Linked DNA regions of Homo sapiens: region 1 is linked to region 2. A link is an interaction called in ENCODE POLR2A ChIA-PET data of the cell type or tissue named here. Cell type or tissue: OCI-LY7. All regions are shown on one strand. Each heading gives the region's core, and the rest is flanking DNA. Links, peaks and the distances in the headings are about the cores only. Region 1 overlaps NUCKS1 (nuclear casein kinase and cyclin dependent kinase substrate 1). Region 2 overlaps PM20D1 (peptidase M20 domain containing 1).

What was found. ChIA-PET counts read pairs that join two places held together with the same protein. Peaks named below come from ENCODE experiments on the same cell type or tissue, not always from the same donor. Only the 100,000 strongest peaks of a DNase experiment are listed, where the experiment ranks them.
Region 1: POLR2A ChIA-PET joins it to region 2 with 11 read pairs; 7 of 35 experiments call an interaction of 5 or more read pairs at or near these places.

What each region holds. Positions count from the first base shown.
Region 1 is chr1:205,741,433-205,744,345 of GRCh38, forward strand. The region is part of intron 1 of NUCKS1 (nuclear casein kinase and cyclin dependent kinase substrate 1); the gene reads right to left. Among named protein-coding and RNA genes, the nearest start is that of NUCKS1, 7.3 kb to the right of the region's middle. RefSeq lists enhancers at 708-1,311, 1,312-1,914. In OCI-LY7, for the core only: no CTCF peak of the experiment used is centred there; no DNase peak of the experiment used is centred there; H3K4me3 peaks cover 2,500 bases; H3K27ac peaks cover 2,500 bases.
Region 2 is chr1:205,833,342-205,836,254 of GRCh38, forward strand. All of the region lies in intron 10 of PM20D1 (peptidase M20 domain containing 1), which reads right to left. Among named protein-coding and RNA genes, the nearest start is that of PM20D1, 15 kb to the right of the region's middle. RefSeq lists an enhancer at 964-1,463. In OCI-LY7, for the core only: no CTCF peak of the experiment used is centred there; no DNase peak of the experiment used is centred there.

The DNA.
Region 1 (2,913 bases), core at 311-2,810, 92 kb before region 2:
CTATGCAACTGGGGACAGAGAAACCTCTAATGTGTGAGACTGAAGGGGTCTCAGATGCGAAATTACTGAGTAGAGTCCCATGGTCTTGGAAACCTCGGTGGTGTCTTCCAAACTGTGTAACTCAATCGCTAGGGACAAACCTGTAGCCTGACAAATTTAGGTTTATTGACTGAATACAATGAAGGACAAGCACATCAGAGAAGTGTGAAGCATCTCATGTAACAGAAAAAATTACAGAATTTTGGAGAAGGGTAGAACTAAGATAAATGAAGCAGTATCTTGATAGACTATAAGCACAGAACTGTGTTAAAGGGATCAATATCAGGTCTGGACTGCAGAGTGGAACTAGGGTCCTATTTCCTGGGAAAGAAGTTAGGGTAGATGCAGAGTTTTGTGTTTAACAACCCCTTATCCAAAGCTCTGAAGTTGTAAATCAAAGCTAGTTCTCTGTGTCAAAATGACTTAGATCTTCCTGACAAAAGTGTGACGTTCATTTTTACTCAGAGAATTCCAAACAGTAAAGTTTCTGATAGTCTCTGATTTTATAGAACCAAGTTTCTCTGTAAGAGAGCAGTAGTCACTCAAGGAAGAGGGGTTGTTAAGAATCTCTAGAGCTGCAGCAAGTCCTTGGAAGACAAGCAGCTGTATGTTATCCCAGTGTAAGAGATAGCAGCACCGACTTTTACTCTTTCAGTGGAGCTAATATTTAGTTTCTTGAGTAGTTCATTTTCTAAGTCATTTTATTGTGACCTAGAACACTCCAACCAAAGGTAGCTGGAAGGGAAATCTCCCTGAAGATCGCCTTGCTTAGCACAGAACTGAACAGATACACAATTCAAATAATAGTAACACCTAAGAAGCACCTGAAAACTGCAATACCTAGTTGAAACACTCTTAAGCAGCCTGTGATCTCTTCATCTAAAGTGTTTCAAAGACCTACAATTAAGACCATTTAAATAGTAGTTATTTTAAAACATGGCAATATAACTGTATAACGATTAGTTTCACTTCCTAGAATCTAGACAGCAATAATTTTTTCCCAACAAAATAAAGGGGCGCCCAGTTTGACCGAAGTGGTCTTGTGCTAAAAAATAAAAGGTTTCCTCCTGGGGCCGGACGCTGTGGCTCACGCCTGTAATCCCAGCACTTTGGGAGGCCGAGGTGGGCGGATCACAAGGTCAGGGGATCGAGACCATCCTGGCCAACACGGTGAAACCCCGTCTCTACTAAAAATACTAAAAAATTAGCCGGGCGTGGTGGCGGGCGCCTGTAGTCCCAGCTACTCGCGAGGCTGAGGCGGGAGAATGGCGTGAACCCGGGAGGCGGAGCTTGCAGTGAGCCGAGATCGCTCCACTGCATTCCAGCCTGGAGGACAGAGCGAGACTCGGTCTCAAAGAAAAAAAAATAAATAAATAAACAAACAAATAAATAAAAGGTTTCCTCCTATTGTCCACAACATGTGAGTCTCCTAGGTGCAGTCTCCAGTCTCAACAATCCAAAAAGCTACTTCTGAATTTAGAGTAATACGGTCACATTCCTTTTACAGCTAGGAATTGTTTTTAAAATGCAAATTTAACACTTTTCAGCATGCTCAATACTTTTTAAGTTCAAAGTTTGCAAAGTAACCCATTTGGCCATGCAGACTGTAAGTCATACAACTCTAGAGGGACAACCTTCATGTAGAATGCGTAGGCGCAGTATCCCAGCGTTACACAGTATGGTGACTGTTACATTTTTGGGAAAAAACAGGCCAAAAAAACCCCAAAAACCAAAAACTTTTATTCAAAATTAGCTTTCTTTCTTAACTAACGGTGTTTTTTGGGCTGGAGGAAGCCAGTGAGAAAAAGTTTTGAAAATTGTAAAATGCTTTGTGACTGCAAGATACTATTACTCCAATGGAGTTCAACATCTCCACTATATAAACCCAGAAGAGGCTGAAATCCGTTTCCTGATACCCAGGGCTTCTTTTGTTGTGCCAGGATTATCTCTCCCCAATAATTAATCACTAATCGACTTAAAACACTAAAAACTCAACCACTTAACCTATTTGTAACCTCAGTCAAGTTAATCATTTCCTTCTAATTTTAATGCATTAAGTTTTACAATAGGCGTTAAACCTTTTTCAAATGCAATGGTTTTTCCTTTAGTCTTTTAATACATTGACTCACAGAAAGATTGTTTTGTTCTTGGGACAAACCCTACTTGATCACATATATTTTTAATACAGTTCTCACTTAACGTCACTGATAGGCTCTTGGAAAGTGGAGCCTTAAGTGAAATGTTGCAGTAGACCTTTCTCATCGACCTTGTAACACAACATTATTAAAAAACCTGTTTACTGTATATCATGTTGCTTAAAGTTAGAAGTTTCCAAGAGCCTACTGATGACAGTGAGTTAGTGTACTCATTGGTTTCAGTTAGCTAATTGTCTGTTTAGCATTTTTGCATCCATATTTTTATGTAAAATGAGCCCCTCATTCCCTTTTTGTCCTTTAGGTGGCTTTGGAATCACCTAGTTAAGGGGAAACGCCCTCATATTTTGAAACGTATAAACTTAAAACAATGCCACCTTTTTCTCGGCAAAGGTTCACACTAAATACTCCACTGGTTTTTCCTCCTGTCAGGTGTATCTCCCCTTAATCTCTTCACATTTTCTCCTCTTCCTCCCTAGAAAATTAGGCCTCCCCACAACAAAAGTTCTATTATGAACTGTAACTTGCTCCAAAGAAGACAAAATGTGCTAACACCGTGACAAAGTGTACCCTGTGACAATGTCACATTGAAAAGATCACGAACTGGCTTTGGGTTGTTCACAGTGGGATACAAATTCCTGCTTCATCTCTTAATAGTTAGGTGAACTGTGTAGTTACTTTTTTTATCCTAACCTCAGGCCTAACATATGAAATGAGGATA
Region 2 (2,913 bases), core at 169-2,668:
CGAGGCTGGGGAATAGATGTGATGACCTGGCTTCAGCCTCGGAGAACCTCAGACAGGTAATAAAAGGGTCACACACTTTTTTCCCCCTCTCTGGGCATTTCTGCTTCCTGTTTGTAACCAGCTGCACTGGAGCCAGGAAGATGAGCTCAACACAGACAAAAAGTCAGAAGTTATGATACTTGTATTCAAGTTTTCTCTCTTTGCTTCGTTTCCTTGGGAAAGAACCTAAGGAAACTCCTAGAAAATTCTGTCTGAAACGACTAGAGTGAATCCAGAAAAATTCCTGGCTGCAGTCAGGAAGTAGACCAGACCCTGAGGATTAGGTCACATAGAGCCACGTGGGAATGGACCAGGAGACTGGCTTAGAGGGACCCTTGCTCTCCAAAGCTCCAGCACTAGTCCCAACCCATTTGTTCAGTAGTTGCTTTAAAACTGCCTCTGCTCTAGAAAGGGGGGGTTGTCCCATAGCTGCAGATCACCTGAATGGGGGTCATTATCTTAAGAGTACCTCTTTTTTTTTTTTTGAGACAGAATCTCACTCTGTCGCCCAGGCTGGAGTGCAGTGGTGCGATCTCGGCTTACTGCAACCTCTGCCTCCCAGGTTCAAGCAATTCTCCTGCCTCAGCCTCCCGAGTAGCTGGGATTACAGGCATGCACCACTATGCCTGACTAATTTTTGTATTTTTAGTAGAGACTGGGTTTCACCATGTTGGTCAGGCTGGTCTCAAACTCCTGACCTCAAGTGATCTGCCCGCCTTGGCCTCCCAAACTGTTGGGATTACAGGTGTGAGCCATCATGCCTGGCCAAGAGTACCTTTTTTTTTTTTTTTTTGAGACAGAATCTCGCTGTGTCGCCCAGGCTGGAGTGCAGTGGCACCATCTCGGCTCACTGCGATCTCTGCCTCCTGGATTCAAGCAATTCTCCTGCCTTAGCCTCCCAAGTAGCTGGGACTACAGGCATGCACCACCATGTGTGGCTAATTTTTGTATTTTTAGTAGAGACGGGGTTTTGCCATGTTGGCTAGGCTAGTCTTGAAACTCTTGACCTCAGGTGATCTGTCTGCCTTGCCCTCCCAAAGTGCTAGGACTACAGGCGTGAGCCACCGTGCCCGGCCCCAAGAGTACCTCTTTTATGCCAGAAGAATGTTAGGAGTTGAGTCTGGAGAGGAAGTGAAGGTTCCCACTTCTGGCTTAGAAACCACCATTTGAATCAAAACAAATATCCTGCTATTGGATGGGCAAAGGGGTCATCAAAGTGTATTCTCACTTCTCAGAGCATATTTTCACTCTAGCACTTATAATACAAATATCCTAATACAAGAATTAATGCACGGTCTTGACATATTCTCAGCCCATTGGCAAGTTTCTGAAGTCAGCCTCCATGAGGTGGGTTGGGACTGTGCCCACTGCCCCAAATTCCTTAGAAGTCCCTCCAGAAATCGAAGAAGGCATGCAGAATGGATCCCTTCAGTAAGAGGCTGCAGGAGCTCAGGTTTCCCACTAGCTGCTGGGCCAGGCAGGGACTGTGTCTGACTCAAGGGCAGGGACTGTGTCTATCTCATTTCCGCATTTCCAGTAGCAAGCACATAAAAGTCATGCAATAAATCTTGGATACATAAAATTTAAAAGATGTGAACCAATAAAAATAAGAATAGGTGTTGATTCATTAAATAACTTGCCATGGGTTATACAGTCAGTATTGTCAGGTCGGGTATCTGTCTGACTTTACAGGAATAATGCTTTACTGCTTCCTAAGTACGTACAGTTAGAGGTGGTGTGGAGTATAACCTGAGAGGAGGTGTTCATCTGAGATGGACTCCTTAGTGGTATGAATGTTTAGCCCAAGTTTCAAGGAAGGATATGAAACTGACAGAGACAAGGTAACAGATCGTCTGAGCATGGAGAAGGGCAGGCACAAAAATTGAGATGTGACAACCAACTTTGTGCCTCAGTCACTCACAGTTGTATGACCTTGGACAAGCTTCTTAACCTCTCTGTGCCTCAGCCTGCCTATCTGTTAACATGTAGATGATGGTAGCACCTACCTCATAAGTGGTGGTGACCATTACTGGAGTTAATATGTGTAATGTGCTGAGGTCAGGAGATCGAGACCATCCTGGCTAACACAGTGAAACCCCGTCTCTACTAAAAATACAAAAAATTAGCTGGGCGTGGTGGCGGGCGCCTGGAGTCCCGGCTGCTCGGGAGGCTGAGGCAGGAGAATGGCATGAACCCGGGAGGCGGAGCTTGCAGTGGGCCAAGATCGTGCCACTGCACTCCAGCCTGGGTGACAGAGCAAGACTCCGACTCAAAAAAAAAAAAAAAAAAAAAAAAAGGTGTAATGTGCGTAGGGCAGTGCCTGGCACATGGTAAGCACTCAAAAAATGCTAGCTGTTATTTGCTTATTTAGAATAGAGGGACCACCTTGGGCAAGAATCGGAGGTACAAGAATGGAACTAGGAGGAGAGACTTGTCAATGGTGAGAGACCTCAAAGGTGACTTTAGAGCACACGAATCTCTCATTTCTCTGATCTCCTGTTCTTTTTTTTTTTGAGACGGAGTCTCGCTCTGTCACCCAGACTGGAGTGCAATGGTGTGATCTTGGCTCACTGCAACCTCTGCCTCCTGGGTTCGAGTGATTCTCCTGCCTCAGCCTCCTGAGTAGCTGGGATTACAGGTGCCCACCACCATGCCCAGCTAATTTTTGTATTTTTAGTGGAGACGGGGTTTCACCATGTTGGTCAGCCTGGTCTTGAACTCCTGACCTTGTGATCTGCCCAGCTTGGCCTCCCAAAGTGCTGGGATTACAGGCGTGAGCCACTGCACTGGGCCCAGATCTCCTGTAGTTCTTTCAGTGCATTCTCACAACCTTATGTTGTTCTCTGTTTTATGTGTAGAGATATTTTCCTCTAA